Linked DNA regions of Homo sapiens: region 1 is linked to region 2. The links are chromatin loops, found by intact Hi-C in ENCODE. Cell type or tissue: PC-3. All regions are shown on one strand. Links, peaks and the distances in the headings refer to the core of each region. The heading gives the core; the rest is flanking DNA. Region 1 overlaps PBX1 (PBX homeobox 1). Region 2 overlaps PBX1 (PBX homeobox 1).

Region 1 (9,895 bases), core at 669-8,668, 49 kb after region 2:
GAGAGAGGAGGAGAGGGAGAGAGATCCAAACATCTTTTTTTCTTCCATTTTGTATACAAAAAGCCCAGTTAGGCATGCAGAGTCTTCTGTGGATTAATATACTTCTTCAAATAAATAAAACCACAGCACTTTCTCCCAGTAACTTTGTGGCAAAACAATTTGTAGAAGGAAAAGGTTGGAATTTAGACATTCCATTTAGCTGCTTCAGAAATCTAAAGACCCCAAACCTTGTGGGATTTCAAATCGATGGAATTAATTAAGGGAGATGTCCAGCACTCTCCACTAAGTAATCAGCAGGTACAGTAGACCTGAAAGTCTATAAAGAAAAATGGAACCAGATGACATTGAGGGAGGCAGCAGGGATTAAAAAATGAGGATCCAAATGGGAAAGGTGCCCACCCATTGATCGCAGCATAAGAGATTAAGGCTTCAATGAGCAGCAAGAAGATTCTGTAACAGAAAATGGTTGCAGAGCATGAGCTTAGGCCCTGAAGATATCTATAATCAGTGACAGCCAGGCATAGACAGACAGGGCACCATTTGCCCAGGAGCCAGGACCTGTAAAGAGTCGGTCAGGGGGTAAGATATAAAACTGGGTTTAAAAGATGTTAGTAGTATATAGGATAGTGTATCATTTTATATCATGTCATATTTATTTTCTATTTCTTTCACTAAAATGGAAGCTCCATGAAGGTAAGAACTTTGTGTGTTCTGTCCACTGTTGGATCCTCAGTGCCTAGAATATAGCCTGTCACAAAAAGATACTCATTCATATTTTGTAAAGGGAATAGGTAACATGAACACAGGAATGAAGCACTGTAAGTGAAAATAGGCACCCTGCTAATCCTTAAGCGTGATTCCCCATTTCCCTGGACAGGGCAGAGTCAAGCCGAGAAGGAGGAGCCACAGGCCAGCTGTTAATGAGACACTAAATAAAACGTTCAGTATTCATACCTGTGGAACATGGGTGAACCTTCTGGTAACTCGATTTTTCACACCAATGACAGCAAATGAGAAAGTGAGAGAAGCTAGATAAATGTTTTTGAAAGCATTACTGCAGTGGAAAATAACTGCACTCTCAGGACACAGCACTGTAGCTCAAAGAATTCAATTGTTTTCGCTTTTAAGTCATTATCCTTCTTCCTCCATTCTCTTCCAGTCCTGTATAAGAAAATACACACACACACACACACACACTACACTGCCACCCAATTTTACAGATGGAGTGTCACCGAGATTTGGAGCAGTGCCCTAAACAGAATTCTGGCCACACTGAGAATCAAGTAGAAAGCCTTAAGACCCCATGGCTCCCAGGTTCATATGCAGCAGTCAAATGCCTGCTCAAGGGCCCAAAGGGGAGAAAAGCAGTGAGTCCCCTGTTCCTCCGTGCTCAGCTGACCTTTCCACCACAAAGCATGACTAGAAAAAGCCCCCTGCATGATGATGCCAAGAGGCAAATTCCAGAAATGGGAGTAGACAGTTTCCGATGAACCCTAGAATGCTTACAGACTCGCAGGATTAGAAGAAACCTTTATAGACACGTACACTTATCCTTGCTTGCTCGGCCATCTTCTCACTGGTTCAAGTAAACAGAACATGATGCCTACCAAAGATATCCTGACATGCTTCTGAAGAGAGAGGCTCCTTCCCCCTGCTCAAGAGGATGAACCTAAAATTTGTTGCAATGAAGGCACAGTCACTGTAAATATACCTCAGGAAGGAAACCGCAGAAACCCTAAGTCAACCACAGTTCCAGTACAGAGGAAGCCCTCCCTTGGACAGAGGTCATAAGGCTAAACAAGCAATGTTCCATTGGACACCTCTGTTACCTTAATAGGCATCTCATCACCTCCCTGCCCAAACGCCACTGCTATTCATACTGAATAAGACATTAGCTAGACCTGGAGGCAGGTCTAATGATAATATTTCTTCACTTGAGCCCCCGGTTTGGTCACTGGCAGAAGGTATCCTTGAGGGGCTTCTGTTTATGTCAGCAGATGTTAGCCTGAGAAGTAGCAGCTTTTGTTTCCATGACTTCTTCCAAATGAAGTCAGAAGCCTCCAGGGTTCTCAGATACATCAGAGAGTTCTAGGGGCATTGCTTCCTTTGTGGCCAGAACTATAATGTGGGGAGGGAAATGCTGACTTTCATTGCACAGTAGAAAATGTCAGTCATATTTCCAAGAATCTCTCAAAGGGGTCAGCATGTTCACTTCAGGATCCTTGGCAGTACGGGTGACTTCACATACAGTAAAAGATCCAGTAGGCTCTGGCATCTAAGAGCTTAGAATCCAGACATGGTGAAGTTTCCCATGAGCCCCAGATATCCACAAAATTGCCTGTGGTCATTAAACCCACAGGACTGTTAAAAAAAATAAAATACAGAAGTATGCAGAACAATGAAGGAAGGATTTTCTAAAACAAAAAACACAATCTTTCATTGTTTCCCCTGTCTTTACAATAAAAACACAGTTTTGGACCTGTCTGGACAAGGGGACTTTCCAGTTTCCATGTGAGGCTGGACATTTTGCATTCGATACAAATTAGTTCCTCAAAATCAGAATCAATTGTCATAAAATGTAGGGAAGTATTTTCCCACGGGGCAAGCATTTGTGGTAAAACTGGAAATGTTCAACTTGATTATAATGCTTCACGAAAAGGTCAGCGTGGGATTTCAGAGCTTTACCTTGAGGATGTTAACTCTGTTTGCAGGCAGGGTGAAATGGGAAGAGTGAGTTTGCCCAGGCTTGCCATGTCCACATTGCTCTGATCACCTGTCACAGGGCCAGCAGCAGACCGTGTGCCTCAGAAAACAAATGAATGCATGTATACACACGCACACTTTAGACACACACATACCCCCCATGTGCTTTCCAGTGCCCAGACACCTCCAAATTCGATGACAGAAAGAGTGTGCCAATGTGGGTATATTCATTGGATAAGACAAAAACAACATTACTAACAGTAATCTAAAACAACAGGTCTCAATTCACTGGGACATGGCATAGCATCACCTGGAGAGCTTTCCAAAACTACAAATGCCTGCGCCTCCCCGTATCCAGAAATTCTGATTCAGAGCATGCACAAATATTAAAAAGGCCCCCAGGTAATTATAATATGCCATATACCTACTCCCTGATTTCCTGTAGAGACAATATTTACAAAGCCAATTAATAGCCTAAAGCTTTTACTCAGGACAAGTAAAAATGGCTACCACTTCCTGATGTCCAGGTTCTGGCTGTATATTTGTCATAGAACTTCATTATACTCAGAATCATGGTTCACATTCCACAATTGACTCTACACATCAGACCATGAGCTTTCTAACCCTACCTCTAACAGAATGAAACACAGACAGAAGAATTTCTCCTAACCCTACCCCAGATTTAAACCTGAAGGAGAGTGATAGAAAAATGGCTCATCATTGAGTTGCTTGCTCCTGGGACACCATCCTAACCATTTGTTCTCTCTCACAGACTGGCATTTCTGTGTAGGTCTCTTTTGCAGCTCCTGGTAGCCCCTAGCTTGTTCAGTTTATCAGATCTGACGGGGTCATTGCCTGTGAGCAAGGCTGAGTAGAATTCTGAAACACTTTTTTTTTTAATCAGCCAAAAGTTGTCATTTGGCCAGATCCTGAGGGTGAGCCCCTCCTTACTCAGTAAAGCTGAGTGTGATTCAACTTGGAGGAGAGGGACTTACTATGAAAACTAGAAAAATAGGAAAACAATTTCAGTTTTAAGAGACCAAAATTATGCCTTACTTGCAAGTCACAACATTTTTACATTTTGAAATCTAAAATTCTGAAACAGACCTCTTTTTCAAAACTAATTCCTGCCACAATGATAAGAGTCTTTCAATATCTCCACCATATTCACACAAAGTCAAAGAGTCAAAAGCATTCTGAGTCTCCGGCAACCATCAGTCAGGCAACCTCTGTCATTGGCTCTGATTTTACGAAGCGGTAGAGGTGGGCTGGGCTCATCCTCAAAGCCTAGGCAATCCAGAGTTTGGCTGCCCATGTGCTTCTATGTCATTGCCAGGTGAAAACTCATGTGATAACAAGAAGCACAGTGATTCCACAGAACCATTTTGAACACTCCATTTGTCACCCAAATCTTAAATACCCCTGGTTGTCAGGTATTCCTCATGAGCCTATATGTACCAGAGTTAGTCCTATGGGAACAACGCCCATTAGTGAAGGTCACCCCACCCTGACCACTCAGAGTTATGTCCTCAAAGTTCCTAAATGTGATACAACTGGAAGCTTTAATTGGCAGAAGATTTTCACCCCAGGCATGGCTATCTTTGTGGAGGTTGTGTATGATGAATTCTTTTGCCCAAAACACCTAGATTCTCCAAAATTACCTTGAATATGCTGCAATGCCAACAATGCAAGTTTTTATTACACATTAATGTATATGGCAAATTTAGAGTCAAAAAAGAAGGTAAAACATGCCACATTCGTGGTAAGTCCAAATGGAAACACAACTTTATCCACAGTTTAGGAATCAGACTTGGATCTGACTTCCAACTCTGTGACTTAAAGCATGTGTCCCCTTGGGCAAGATACTTACTTACTTTGAACCTCAGTTTTGAATCTACGCAAATGGGGATAATGTCATTTGCCCTGATATTCTTTTTGAGAATTAAATCAACAAATATGGTGTCTGACACAGTACATGCTTAATAAAAGATTGCTAGTATATTAACAGTTGTTATTATTATGTTATTATAGATTATCTTCTCACTGAAGTTATGCTAGGTACTACTTCTTAGTGAAGAACAAGTCCTGGACAGGGAGCAGGTAATATTAATACCACTTACTGCTCTGAAACCACCATCTTCCCCTAGACAATGACTATTAACTTGTTTTTGAGCTCTACCTCTGACGCCTTCAGCCAAGGCACACCTGTTTCCAGGTAAGACTAGATGAAATAAATGCTTTGTTTCATTTCTCCATTGGAAATGAGGTCTTGGTCCATGTTGAGGATGTGTCAGGGGTGTGTCTGTTCTAAGTTTCTGGAGCCACTGCACACCTGCTCGAGTAGCTGAAATGCATACTCCGACCATCTCAGAGCTACAGAAGTCCCAGTTGCTGCTGGAAGTATTTTTAGCTGCATTATTTATTTGAACACCTGCCTGATAATCCTAGACAGAGCTCAGTCTGGGAGGGGAAGGGCCACCAGAACACCCAAGCGTTCCTTCCCAATATGGTTGCATTTGCTAATCTGTACCCACCCTGTGGCCAAGAAGAGCCTCTCTCTTCCCAAAGAGTGGTTCTGATCACAACACACCACAGGCAAATAAAAGTCTCCAAAGAAATACCTCCAGTGTCATATTCTTAAACAGGACCTCATAAAACCCAAGAACCTTAATGCCAATGCCATGTGAAACACTGAGCCTCTCATCCTGGCAGCTATGAACATATTAGTCACCCTCAGCTATCCTTCCGGTGGTGACACACTACTAACCAGTATCACTTCCTTTATTTTACCCGTACAAAAACTGAGATGCAGAGAAAATGGCTATAAAAATGCTGTCCTCTTTCTGACCATTCTGCGTTCGTGTATTTGGTTCTTCTCAAATATAATGTCCTGCTGCTGACTTCAACCGTGCCCATTTTTCAGTTCATAGCCTCAACTCCTTTCTCTTAACTATCAACTCCCCACCACAAACACCCTGAAACTTAACTGCTCTCTGTCTCCGAAACTGCATATTGTCTGTATTCCAGTATTTAATGTTTTAATTATGTTCCATGTTGAACTGTCTGGCACCCAGGATGTGCTCAACAAATTGAAAGGATGATTTTTAGGTCTTGTAAGAAAGATACTATGCATGTTTTGGCTTTTATTTTTTCGTTAATAGATTCTTTTTTTTTCTTCTCTTCGTGTATTTCTGTGTGTGTGTGTGTGTGTGTGTGTGTGTGTGTGTGTGTGTGTGTAGAGATGACATTTCCCATGTTGCCCAGGCTGGTCTCAAACTAGGCTCAAGCGAACTTCCTGCTTTGGCCTCCCAAAGTGTTGGCATTACAGGCGTGAGCCACCACACTTGGCCTTTCACAGCTTCTAACTCAGTACCAGAGACTTATCAGGTACAGAATAAAAGGTTGCAGATTGACTGAAAGCCCCTCTCAAGGCCGCACTGCCATCTGCCATCATCAGAATGTTTACAGATCAAAATTCTTGCTGCTGGCACTTAGGTCTGGCTCACCAGGTCATGCTTTCTCTGCTCATTCTGCCTTGGGCTAAATTGCCTAATTTTTCAATATGTAGGCTACATATTCTTTTCAAGGGGGTAAGGATCTTATTATTTATTTAACTCACTAGAGTCTTAAGTGACTGTTTATGAAAGGTTCTGAGATCCCAGAAGGAACGATGTGGCATTTAGTGCAAAGCACCACTGCCTTGCATAGATCAGTGGGTGGTGTGTACAGACATACACATAAAAACACTACTTGGCAGTCACCACACACATTGTTTTTGTATGATCTGAAAACATCTTGCTGGCATAATTCATAAGCAGAATGTCTTTATATTTAATGACCCAAATATGCCAGTCACGTGCTTCTGAAAAGCAAGTTAGATCCAATAAAACAGCAATTTTGTTAACCCTCCTCACCACCTCCCCACTAAAATAATCTCTGCTTTAAATTCTGACCTCTCTGAATGGCTGCTTTGAGAAGTATAAGTGGGCAATAGGCCTTTGTAAGCCATCATCTCATAGTGTAGGCATGAGAGGAGGCGTGGAATACAAATGGTCCTGGCCAGTGCGAGTTATAGACCCAAAGATACAGATTTTTAAGGAACTGGTAGAATTTATGCTATGAGAGGAAGAGTTTATCCCGGCTTAGACTTCTGAGTCAGAGAAATAGACTCAAATAATTCACAAAATCCTATTTTAGAAGAGAACAGTCATCCAGTCCAGTTATAGACTTTGAAGGCATGAGCTAGTCAAGCAAAAGTAGACCTTCAGCAATTACTTATCCATTTAACAACTATTTATCAAATACCTATTATGATCCAGGTATTATTCTAAGCACTAGACAACAACAGGAGTTAGATAGATAAGGTCCCCCAGCATGGTCCTGTCTCTTCCCTTCTTCAGGACAAATGACAAGAATGCCATAGCAATATGCTGGGGAGGGTTCTTGGGCAGCTAAGAATACACCAACTCCTGCTACTGAGAACCTCAAAATCAACTGACCCTCAAGATCACTAGGCCTTCGCAGGTCTTCATGAACAACCAACTACAAAGAAAACAAATGACAATAACAAAACTCCATGATTATAATCAGACCTCTGCAGTACCGAAAGGTCTTCCATATACTACCAAAGACATCATCATCATTTTTCACTGTTTCTCCTGAAAGATATTTAACAAATGAATGGCTGAGAATGTGCACACAACTTAGAAGAAAAATCATTTAATTCTGAAGGAGTCATCACTTGCAAAGCCCAATTAAAAGTCATATTCATTCATTCATTCAACTATTCAATAGTGAACATTTATTGAGCAGCTCTGTGTGTAGAGCACTTTATGAGTTAGGTGCCTTGGGAAATACTGAGATGGATGGCACAGTCCCAGCTCTTGAGGAACTTAAAAAAAAAAAAAATCAATGGGGAAATTACAATCTTCATTTTACAGATGAATAAACAGTGGCATGGACAGTTAAGGGATTTATTTTGAATGCTTCATCATAGAACTAAATCACAAAATAGTCATCAAAAAGATGCAAAAGCACTGAGCTAGAAGGTAGAATATCCTAGCTCCAGTCCTGGTTCAGACTCACTGGTCAAGTCCATCCCCTTTCTTGGGTTCTAATACCCTTTACAAAATGAGTGGGTAGTCTTCAGAGTGGGTTCTTCCAGCTCTAGGACGACATAATTCTAACACTTGTGAACAGTAAGGTTTGGTGGTCAGAACTAAAGAACTCAGTCTCTTGACAAAGGGAATGACGTTTAATATGAATTGTTATTGAGAGAATTTAAAGTCCCACCTAAAGGAATATGGAAGCTATTCCATTCCACTGGCTATTATTGCATTTGTTCTTAGAAGATGCTCAGGCCTAAATATCTTCTTCAGTGGACTTTCTAATTGGTATCTCTCCTATCTTAAAATAATGATATAAGGAAGGCTGCAGCCTTTCCCTACATCTCCCTTCAGCCCCTGCTAAGTATCTATAACACAGGGTAATAAGTGTTTGCAAGAACTACATTGCTCCCTGTAAGAATAACTGTTCCAACGATAATGTAACTCACCTATGTGTGATGTGACAAACGGGGGCTTAGCCTACATGTAAAGAACTCTTAATTAAAGGTTTAATAGACAATGAGAGGCTTGAACTAGATCATACATGTAAGATCCCTACCGGCTTTGGCTTTCTATATTACTATGAATTCTGTGAAGACAATATAAAAGATTTCTTTATTGAGTTAATCAGGGAATCTAGAGCATTAACCAAAATCATTTATATTTGGCTTATCAGTGCTTACTTCCAAAAAAGAATAATAGGAATTAGTGTAGAAAAACCTTAGTTTGGATCTTTAAAAACAAACTGTTTAATAATTTCACAACATTTGGAACCCTCCCCAGAGCTGTTCTCTGAACTTGGATGATGTCTCCTAAATTGCCAGTCAGCTGGCCATTTTGCAACACGTGAGCTGTGAAATCATATATGTGACGATCTAAATGACAGAAGAAATGGCTTTGAATCCTTTTGTTTATATTTAATTTTTCCCTTCCTGCTTCGACATATCATTTGTCCTTAATACTTTTATTTTTTGGTCCTAGAGGCACAGGTGGTTCTTATTTCAGGCTGTATGAACAGTTCTGCTATTCAAAGATTAATGAATAAAAGGGCCTTGTAAATAGATTAGCATGATAATGGTAATAATGCTTTCTGCTGCCTTCTGTGCCTACTTCAATCTGTGTGCCCCTGAAAATGCCTCCCCTCCCCCATGCACGGGTTCCTTTCCCCTCTTTCCCACCACCTGATTCTTTCAGTCTTAGGAAGACAAAGTGACCCACGAATCAGGCAGCTGTACAGAAAGCAAGGAGAGGATGGAAGGAAGGGGGAGAAGAGGGGTGGAGAGAGACAGAATAGAGAGTAAAAACCCTAATGTACTTTAAGATAGGAAGGTTTATGCAGAATGTGGAGAAAATACAAGACTCCACTTTTTAATGCAAACAATATCTTCAATCTTCCCCTTCTTTTTATGACACTTGCTGTCTATCTATCACCATTGGAAACTTACCTGTTTTTATTTTAATCACATGTTCCTGACCTCCTACACATACCTTTTATCATAGCTGTTGGAGAGCCATGTTGGAGGTCAAGATTTTAGAGAATTACATCTAGAAGCAAAGGCTAGTTACAGGTTTGGCTTTTCTCTATCACTACATAGAGAAAAGTTCAAAGGGCCTTTCCTTGAAGGTTTTACCAAGAGGCAGAAACTTCTCTGAAAACTTACAACTCCTCCCCAGGGGTTTAGTGTCAGTCATTAACGAATGACTTGGTGGGACCTCTGCTGACATCCTCCTTGAGCCTCAATCAATGTAAGGAGACTGTAAGGATCTCCACACTCAAGACTTGCCTGTGCTCCTTTCCCCGTAGCCTAACCCATCATCTGGCCTCTAGGCATGTGTAAGGATGATGAGTTGGGCAGGGCAAGTCATTCTGGAGGGATGCCATGAAGTCGTCGTCCAGGCAAAATGGATTTAGACAGAAAGCAAAAGTCAGTCCCTAGAGCAGGAGAGAATGTGGAAAGAGACCAGTCTTTCAGAACCGCACACCTATGCCTGCCTGCCTAGGTGGAAAGTCCAACTGCACGGAGACGCTGAACGGAACAGGCAACGGGCCCACACACCAGGCCAGGAAACAGTCACTTCCCTTCCTT
Region 2 (9,895 bases), core at 1,159-9,158:
GGATTTTTTTCCCCCCTATTCTTGGGGTAGGGCCCACACTTGAATTCAGCTCTATCTTCCCTTACAAAGATCTCGGTTTCTACATTCCATTCTCCTTCCCTCATGTTTGCCCAGCCCCCCTTCCGGCCTGGAGGCCCAATCTCGATCTCAGACAGACAGGTCTGGCGGGGGCAGATGGGTAATTTTTCCTTTCAGCTTTAATGGCTGCTATTAACAATAAGTTGCCCTGCCCTACTAATGGCTCAACTTTCAGCTTTTTTCTGATTGCCTATGAGTAACACTGTGTCACATGAGCTGTGTTTAACAGAGGTGTAATAAATGCCAAAGAAAAAATATTACCCAAAATAAAAAATAGTTTGTCCCAGTGTGGCTGGGATCTCATGACTCGCAACAATGTTCAGTTCAGCTTCCAGCGCAATTTCTATTTGCATTCTTTTTTTTTTTTTAAGGGTCTCTGGGTGCTTTAAAAAAGCTGTTTAAGAGAAAAAGCAGAAAGACTGTAGTGATTGTCAAGTGCAAGGAGTTCTGCATTCCAGACAAACAAATGCAGTGTGCAGACAACAGACAGAGCGGCAAGGGAACCCCCTCAGCACAAGGGGACGGCGGCAGATAGGCAAAAAGGTAATTACTACATGTCTGCCTTTCATGAAAGGCAGCCACCCTCCTTGGTGTGGCTTGGAACTTCAATTCTGGCTACCAGGATACAGAGGTGGAGGAAGAGAAGGCTGAACACCACCCCCGTCTCCCAACACACACCCTCGAGGCAAGAAAGATATCAAGTTCTCATTTTGTTGCAAGAAAACTACATTCTCCTTTTGATAATAAGCAAAAAAATACTTCTACATTTTTCAAATAGTACCTGGTCGGAACTGTTCCAAACCCAGAGAAAAAAGCAATAAACACTGAAATCCCCTGGCGGTCTCTGAGTTGAAGATGTAGGCAGGAAGTATTCCATATCTTCAAGGTTTTTAGGGAGAAGCAAGAAAACGGTAGAGGAAGGGTAGAGGAGGCCTCCCAGGAGGCCTGGGAGTGAAGTGTACCCATCCTATGAAAGCTGGAACCTTTAGGAAACAGAATCAGGAGAATGCTGACTTTAAATTTAAATTACCTTGCTGAAAAGGATTGGCCCAACACAGGACAAGCAGCAGTCTTTGGAATGAATGCATCTTTTACTGACCTATGCCTCTCTTTCAGAGGTCACGGCTGTCTTCACCCTCTTCTTTGCATGTATCTCAAGCCTATGTAATTAACACCAATATTTTTACTCACATCTGAGAAAGGAGACCAAGGGCATCAAAAGACATGGCAGTGCTGGGACTTGGCTTCAGAAATGCACTTTGCTCAAGGAAATTCTCTGAGCCGCCAGTACAAACAGTTAGAGACGGTGATGCACTTCAAAAGTTATAGCAGAAAATAGAGATGAGCCAGTAAGATAACTGCATAATTGCACCCTATAGGAGAAGATCCTTAAGGGGAAAATGATGGACCCCCATAGATACAGAACAGCTAAGGCATCATGCTGCAAGACATCCCAGCAATGAAAACTGAAGAAGAGAATGGCACTAGCCTGCAATGGTCAAGAAGGGAAGGAAGTGTTCACCCAAGCGTGAGGCTGAGGAGTTGGAGCACAGAAGGTGACACTGATTATGAAGATTTCCCAACAAAGAGCTGGCTACAGTGAAAAGAGCCCTAGTTTTCAAGTGAGAGATGTCCTTGGTCTGCCACTCTTGATCTTTGTAATCTTGGGAAAGTCACTCAACTTTATCTATAAAGAGCAGAGATGGGTCTGGGAGGGCTAAGACACGGACCTGGAAAACAAGCATTCTCTAAAAAGGCAGAGATAGTCAGATAGCCTTTGAATATCAATTTAGACTTCTTTATTTTGATAGTATTTTATACCTTCCCAACAGCTTTCATTTTATCTCACCTACATTGTCTATGCTGACCCACACATCAAGCTTCAGAAGTAGATCCTGGATGCCTATTTTTTAGGAAAATAAGTTCAAAGTTACAGCTTACGCAAGTGCAGTTCTTCAATGTCCATGCTCTTTGCACTACCCTGGGCTTACACCAGGAATTCAGATAAGCATGGACTGTCTGCTTATGTGCAGGGATGTACTGGTCTCAAGTCAGTTACCATCTGAAAGCTAAAAAAAGGGAGTCAAAAGGTAGGTAACTGGAATAGGTGCAGGCAAGCAGAGAGAAAGTGTGGGAATCAACATGAGCACTGACTTTTTTTATAGACCAAAATGGAGTAAGGGCATGAGGGCAAGTGACTGGAACCAAGTTCCTTTTAGTACTATAGAGTTTCATCACTTATATATAAGTTATTCATAAATGATTTGGTGCCACAGTAATAAAAGTTGGCTCAAGGTCCACATTTGCCATGCTCCCTAGATTTCCAACTCCAACTCAATCTTCCTGGTTATGATGGTGTCATTCCCATTTGTACAGCACACACAAGACCTCATCTGGTCCTTACAACAGCCTTAGGAGAGGACTGGTTCTACCGGGCCCATTTAATAAATGTCAAAGTGAGACTTCATCATGTGAAGGGCAGAAAAGAGTGCATGTCTCAGGGGCCTTCATTAGGGGCAAGGTGCTTTCCCCACTTTATGTATAGCATCTTCTGGACCTAAGTCTTCTCTTGTGTCACACTTTACCCTGCAGGACCACAAAGATGAAGCCACTTCTGACACCAAAGGAAATGTGTCTTCTGCTCACCTTTGTAGGGGCCAGGAAAGAAAATGTACCCCAAGTACAGATCCATAATTTGGGGCCAGAGTCTCATTTGACCCCTGTGAGATTCTTCATGATCCACTCTAAAGCTTTAAGCCACCAAATTCGATGTATTTATAAGGGAGTCAAACCACATCACATGTGCAAGTTCAAAGAATCTGATGTTCGAATCAATTTGAATGGCTGGCCTGCCTTCCTTCTTTCCTTCTTTCCTCTTTTTTTTTTTTCTTTTTGAGACAGAGTCTCACCCTGTTGCCCAGGCTGGAGTGCAGTGGTGTGATCTCAGCTCACTGCAACCTCCGCCTCCTGGGTTCAACCAATTCTCATGCCTAAGCCTCTAGAGTAGCTGGGGGATTACAGGCGTGTGCCACCACACCCAGTTAATTTCTGTATTTTTAGTAGAAACAGATTTCACCATATCGCCCAGGCTGGGCTTGAACTACTGGCCTCAAGTGATCTGCCTGCCTCAGCCTCCCAAAGGGCTGGGATTACAGGCGTGATGAATGGATTTCTTAATGAGAGTTTTCTTATCTCACACAAGTAGGTTGACAACATTCCAGGTCCATGGTGGGGAGATGAGGCAGAGTGGATTGGGTACACTGGGTAGAAAGAGATGATATGCTTCTCTGTCAATTATTGTCTTCTTCCGCTACACTCAGCACAAGGCAACTGTTCTTGCTGGCTGGAACCATTCTATCGGGAACCACTGGGTTTCACACAATGGAAAGCCGTTGCAATCTATAAATCCAAGTCACATTTCCGAAACATTTAAGGGAGCAAAAGCAAAGTTATAAAGCAGTGCTCAGCCTCCATGAGGACCCAGAGAATGTTAATAGTAGGGTCTCCCCTCTTGATGATTGGGTTCCTGCAAGGTTGAGGGGCTGGATTGCTTTGCAGGCCCTGTGCCCCTCTGTGTCCTGGGCTTCTTGTGTTGGAATTCAGAACAGGATGGGTAGTCTGGTGTGTGGGAAGAATACAAGCTTGGACTTAGAATTCAAGCCTTAAGTCCCAAGCTAGCACTTATTGTCTGGGAGGCCTTGGATGACATCTCAGAGCTTGTTTCCTCAACTGTAAAATAAAGCCGGCTGTACTTGCTGTCTGCAGTTTTGCTGAGCCCCTAGCACATGGCTGGTGTGAAATCAATGTTAGGTTTTTTTTACTCCCTTTTCATGTCCCTTCAGATAATATGATTCGAAAGAGTACTATATTTTGGCTTAGCCTCTCTCTGAATGAGAAAAGTTGTTTTCGTTAAGTAGGCACATCTACTGATGTGGAAAAAAAAAAAGTATATATGGAAAGACCAAAAAATATCCTCCCTTTTCAGAAGATGTAGAGTTAAACCACATTCTGGTTCAACAACATGAGTCCTTCATTTGAAATCTTGTTCTATTTAAATACCCTGTGGTTTTTAGTTGCAATTTCATGTTTTGCTTAATTGTCCAGAGTGGCAGATGTGATTTTTGTGTAAATTTCTATCCCATCTGTTTTTCTGTGCCAGAAATATATGTGGAAGGTACTGGGACCTCTACATAAGAATGAGCCTTATCTACACTTATAATAATAAACTTATAAACTTGAAAATGAACCAAATCTGAGTTGGCAGTGAGTACAGAAAGCCTTTTTTTTTTTTCTTTTTTTGATGTTTGTACTACCTCCCACTTTTACATCCTCCCCTTTGCTCCAAATCAGAATTCTTTGGGGATGACTTATCAAGAGATATTTTTCCTTGTGCAACTGAGAGTTAACACGTTCCTGGTACTTAGGAGTAGAGTGCAGTTGGACGCAGAAAGCCATATCCAATCCATATCCTGTCCACTCCTCCTCTCCGGGCCCCGCACATGTATATGCCTCCAGCGCACTCTCTGATAAAATTTCTAGGATAAAAAGGTATTCCTTGTATTCTAAACCAAAGCACTGGCTTTGTGAGCATGAGACCTGTGTGGAACCCCAGGGCCCCTCATGCAGAAGGACCCCGTGTTTGGTTTCATGCTCTGATGACGCCATCTTGAAATACTTAATTTTTGAATGAAGAGTTGACATTTTCCTTTTGTACTGGGACCCACAAATTATATAGTCTGCCCTGCCTCAGAATGTATTGTTTGTATTAAGAACTATTTTGTAAAGAGTGAACAGACATAATTAAAACAGAATAAGCAGGTCACAGTTAAGGCATATTCTCTTTTGCAATAGGTCCAAATGGACCTTGGAATCTAGCTTTATGACACTTCCTGAAAATGTGTTATAGGTTGCAAAGAAAAAAAAAACAGGATAAAAGCTCACACCTGTAATCCCAGCACTTTGGGAGGCTGAGGCGGGCGGATCACGAGGTCGGGAGTTCGAGACCAGCCTGACCAACATCGTGAAACCCCGTCTCTACCAAAAATACAAAAAGATTAGCTGGATATGGTGGTGCGTGCCTGTAATCCCAGCTACTCAAGGAGGCTGAGGCAGGAGAATCGCTTGAACCCGGGAGGCAAAGGTTGCAGTGATCACACTACTGCATTCCAGGCTGGGTGACAGAGCCAGACTCTGTCTCAAAAAAAAAAAAATAAATAAATAAATAAATAAAAGAAAAGGAAAGAAAAGAAAATTTCTGGAATACAACCCATTTGTAAACTGGAAGCCATTGATAAGGAATATAAAACTCTAGAAAAAGCCTTTATTTTTTATCCAAACTTGGAATCAGAGGGCGTGGGATAAGGCCAAGTCTCTGCTTCTCACTAGCTGTGTGACCATGAGCAAGTGTCCTGCTGCTTCTCTCTCAGCATGAGAGTCTTTTATTTATTTCCTCAGGAGCCCTTCCTAGGGCACAATATGTGTAAGGGATGGTACTTGATTGGTGTTCCTCATAGGTAAAGCAGGGGTGATGATGATTAATAACAATAATAATGGAAGTGAGAGAAAATAGAAATAAGAAAATAAAGTGCTCTGGAAACTGTAAAGTGCCAGGCAGATGTTACTCTTCTTAAATCTGTAATGATGACACTTTATGTTTCTACAATCACTGCTCAGTCCAGCTGTTTCTCTCAAGTCTTCCTTCCAGCCTTCCATGCAGCCACATTTAAACTGTCCTTCTAGATTCCCTTCACCCTAGCATATACTAATCTCCCCCTTCTCAGCTTCTGGATTTTGTGCTTGAATGATGTCATACAGTTATTCAGTTTCTGTTGTCACCCAAGTCACAAATTTATTAAATATCATCATGGCCATCAGCTGCTGCATGTACTGCTTTTCTGATTGCCAAATGAGAGTTACCCATCCAAGGGCAGGGACCATATTTTACCCTTCTTTTTTCCCCCAACGGCATTTAGAACTTTGCTAGGGGCATGGTACATGTTCATAAATATTTTTTAATTTATTCAAACAAGGTTAGCAGAGTCAGTGAGGATAGTGCATAAAGCCACCAGCTATGATTTCACATAACAGTATTTTAAGGGGCATTTCACACCCTGACAGAATGAGAGTATCTGACTCACAGTGACACAAGTTTCCATGGTACCCTGGAAACTGGATGGTTTTATAATGAGACAGACCTAAGTTAAATTCCAACTCCTCTGCCTCTTGTTAGCTGTCTGACTCTGGGAGAGTCAGTTCACTTCTCAAAGCCTCAGTTGTTTCTTCATCTGTAAACTGGGGAGAACCACATTTATCTCACAGGATTGCCATCAGGTTTAAATGAGTTAACATGTGTAAAGCAATTAGACTAAAGCTGGGCACACAGAAGGCATCCAGTAAGTGTTAGCTGCCTTCTCTCCTGTGTTTACTAGGTGAAAGTCATTTTGAACAGCTGTTTGCTTTTTCCTGCCTTAAATCTGGCACCAGAAGGGAGCCATTATCGGGAGCCAATCATCTTCATTGATGAAGCCAAGTTCCCTCTTCCTGTTCCAAGTTTCCAAAACAAATGAGAATAGAAATTATTCTGTGTTCTTCAATCAGTAAAATACATTGATGCCCACTCCACTGCACATGTACATGTGCACAATCTCACACATACATGTTATCGCACATATACCAGAAGCAATTTGTTTTTAAAGATAACACTGACTCTTGCTGGGCAGAGACAAAAATCATGGAAGTAGGTAGGGCTACATGTACATCTTTATACTGCTTGCTCTTTTTTGTCAAGACATCACCTCTATATGTTTCTAAAACTGAGGGTTAAATCACTGTCTGTAAACTGTTGACAACCATATATGTGGCCGCTGACAGAAGCAATTAAGCTGGAAAGGTGAGGGTGGAGGAAGGGTATTTTAACCTATAACTATATGGAAACCTGTCCTCCAGTGCTAGAAAATTCCTTCCCAAAGAAGACCAATTCACAGGAGAATTATAATAAAGACAACTTGGCTTATAAAAACCAAACCAAAGTCTTAAATTAGAAGAATATTATCTTTGGAAGTCATTGCAAATGTTCCAACAGAAACTACTGAAACAGTAGCTGCAATAATGGTAAAGATATATGCACACTTCTACATTTCCTATAGGGTTGTGCAAAGGTTTCTTAGATAAGAAACCTACGCATTTCAAGTTATATATATAGATTTGTGGGCCGAAGTTGCCACAAATAATAGTCTTTTTCCATGTAGGTGGGCTATAACTAGACAAATTCCAATAAAATTATAAAGGCAAGATAAGAAAAAGAAAAAATGCAGCTGAAAATGTAACAAAATAAGACAACTAAATTATGAGACTGAACATCTGTGGTCTAAATAAAATATGTGATGGTGCAGGCAGCACCATAAGTTTCTCCTGACATTCTGAAGAGACCAGCAGAGCTCACTTATGAGTAATGTGGTCATCCCCACATTACTGCAACAAAAATATTAGAGCAAGCTACACTGTCAAATATTCTATATGGATTTGTGACCTAAGGAAAATCATATTAAGAGGCTAAAGTGATATACAATGTGAAATATTATACAGATACACAAATACACACAAAATCCTTCCTGTCGTGAACATATAAGTGCTCTATTTTCATCTTATTCTTTAAAAAATACAAATAAATCAAAGATAGCTACTTGCCATCAGTACCTCTGAGGTATGATGTGTGTGTGTATTGTAACTCCTAAAGCCTTTAGGGCAACTGATATAGAAGACAAAGAACTGAGGGAAAACACCCCACTTGCTGAGCTCATTGACAAGAGTTACAGAGCATAAAGTATATGCCCAGGTACTTGGGAATTTGGATTCTTTTTTCCTCCAGAAATAATGTTTTGACAGTAAGAAGCCCTATCTACTGAGGTCATATACGGCATTTAGGTTCCCTGACCACTGGCCACCAAATAACCAAGGAATTGATCCTATAAATCTCCACAATCCTATAAACCATTCTATTAAAGTTTAAGTAGGAAGTAACACCAAGGGGGAATGTGAATTTAGTAGCCTGGAGCACACAGATTAATCTTTATGAATTTATTTCAGAGTTTGTGGTCACTCTTGTCTCCACAGATTGCTCACCATGGCATGATTGGAGTCAGTCCCTTTTCAGTGTTGCTGTTGCTTGGGAAGTACATCACCTCCTCTTTGGATGTGCCTTGCTGCAAATGTGTACAATTACACCCAATACAGCAAACATTTATTAATACGATCAAGATTTGCCTTTGCCCTCAGCCAGATTCTCTAGTATAACATGACACCTATGTTCCAAATCAGATCTAGACAATTAAAATGACTCCTCGGTCTATCTTTCTTGGTTAGGGAAAATCTGTAGGCTGTAGCTAAACCCAAGTGCAGTGACATTTCAGAAACTTGCCCCGTTTCTAAGAGCTGGAACATTTTTACCCAGCTACATGTCCAAGACTCCCTTGTAACTAAATGTAGTCGTAATACTAAGTCCTAACTGATGGGATACAAGTGGTAGTACAAGTATTATGCTAGAAAGTCTTTTTTAAAAGGAATAAGTCTACAGTTATTCTCTGCCCCTTCCTCCATTCTGATGCCTGGAATGCAGATGGAATGGCTGGAGCTCTAGCAGTCAACTTAGATCACGAGGATGACACAGGATCACCTTTTAGGGAAGACTGAGTGAAAACTCAGGAAGGAGCCTAAGTTTTTTGTGGTCTATGGAGCCACTCTGCCAGCCCTGAACTGCTTATATCTTACTTCCTATGTTTTGAAAGGGGGTGGATGTGGTTTCAGCTACTCACATTTGAACCTAATCCTAATACATTCACATTGGACTTGAATTGTGATTTTGACTGTTTAACCTCTCTGGGTTTGTTTTCACATTTGTAAACTAAGAAAAATAAAAGCTATCCCTTTAGAATTATCATGATATCAAAATCGAGATAATATACATGAAAAGTACTTGGTACACTGGAAATTATTATACCAATATTAGTACAGCTGCTATTATTTTTCAGTTTATTACAAATTTCCAAAGAAAAGTAGGTCAATGATTGACAAATGAAAACTAGCTGAAAATAAGAACTCCAATTTCATTATTCTGGCAAGATTTGATATTAGCAGAAAATGAGTTCAAGATAATTAATTGTAAGAAAGTGACCACAGGTTATTAAACATTTCTAATTGTTGTGTTCCTAGAAAATTTGCTACAAAGATGTTCTTTTAACTACTTGAAAAATATGGAATAATAGCATTTCTAACTCCATTTAGGTTCCAAATTGCTCAACGAATATCATTTAGATATCAGAAGCTGAGCCAGAAATCAAGATAGACAGAGACACATGGAGGAATGGACCTACTGCACACTGCAGACCCAGATAACTAATTACCAGGTTGGTTCCAGAAGGTGGGTTATCATAAGCTGATATGAAAATGAAGCACACTTTATATTTTTTAAAGTATGTCAAATTGCTGAAAGACTTGGCTCTATGTTTTAGGTTAATTTTCACTGTTATCTCTAAGGGTAGGTAGGATCACATTTAACATAGTAGGAAAAACAAGTGAGATGCTGGGCTGAGGACTGTTGCAAATTGCATCGGAAAAGAACAGAGTTCCCTAAACTATGCTGCTTCTGCCAACCTGTATTGACCTAGGGCATCAGAGCTCTTACTGTAACATTCCAACACTTTGTCTTTTAAGCTGGCAATTTCTCTGTAGGACACTTTATTCTTCATCTTAATGACTTAAACTTATAGAACCATGGGAGGCTAGGAGATACTATCAATTTATATTCTATTTAACTTTACAA

What was found. Hi-C counts contacts between places; a loop is a spot of excess contacts. Peaks named below come from ENCODE experiments on the same cell type or tissue, not always from the same donor. Only the 100,000 strongest peaks of a DNase experiment are listed, where the experiment ranks them.
Region 1: it touches region 2 in a loop (3-fold over the local background); 26 of 110 quality-filtered maps call a loop at or near these places.

Annotation. Positions count from the first base shown.
Region 1 is chr1:164,712,731-164,722,625 of GRCh38, reverse strand. The region is part of intron 2 of PBX1 (PBX homeobox 1); the gene reads right to left. Among named protein-coding and RNA genes, the nearest start is that of PBX1-AS1, 57 kb to the left of the region's middle. RefSeq lists a silencer at 5,382-5,491. In PC-3, for the core only: no CTCF peak of the experiment used is centred there; a DNase peak (open chromatin) is centred at 5,405; H3K4me3 peaks cover 736 bases; H3K27ac peaks cover 3,466 bases.
Region 2 is chr1:164,762,132-164,772,026 of GRCh38, reverse strand. The region is part of intron 2 of PBX1 (PBX homeobox 1); the gene reads right to left. It overlaps PBX1-AS1 (PBX1 antisense RNA 1), which reads left to right. Exons shown (of 4, transcript NR_038072.1): 2 at 450-1,700; 3 at 1,911-2,168; 4 at 2,671-2,911. Among named protein-coding and RNA genes, the nearest start is that of PBX1-AS1, 7.6 kb to the left of the region's middle. In PC-3, for the core only: no CTCF peak of the experiment used is centred there; DNase peaks (open chromatin) are centred at 4,436 and 6,236; H3K27ac peaks cover 1,628 bases.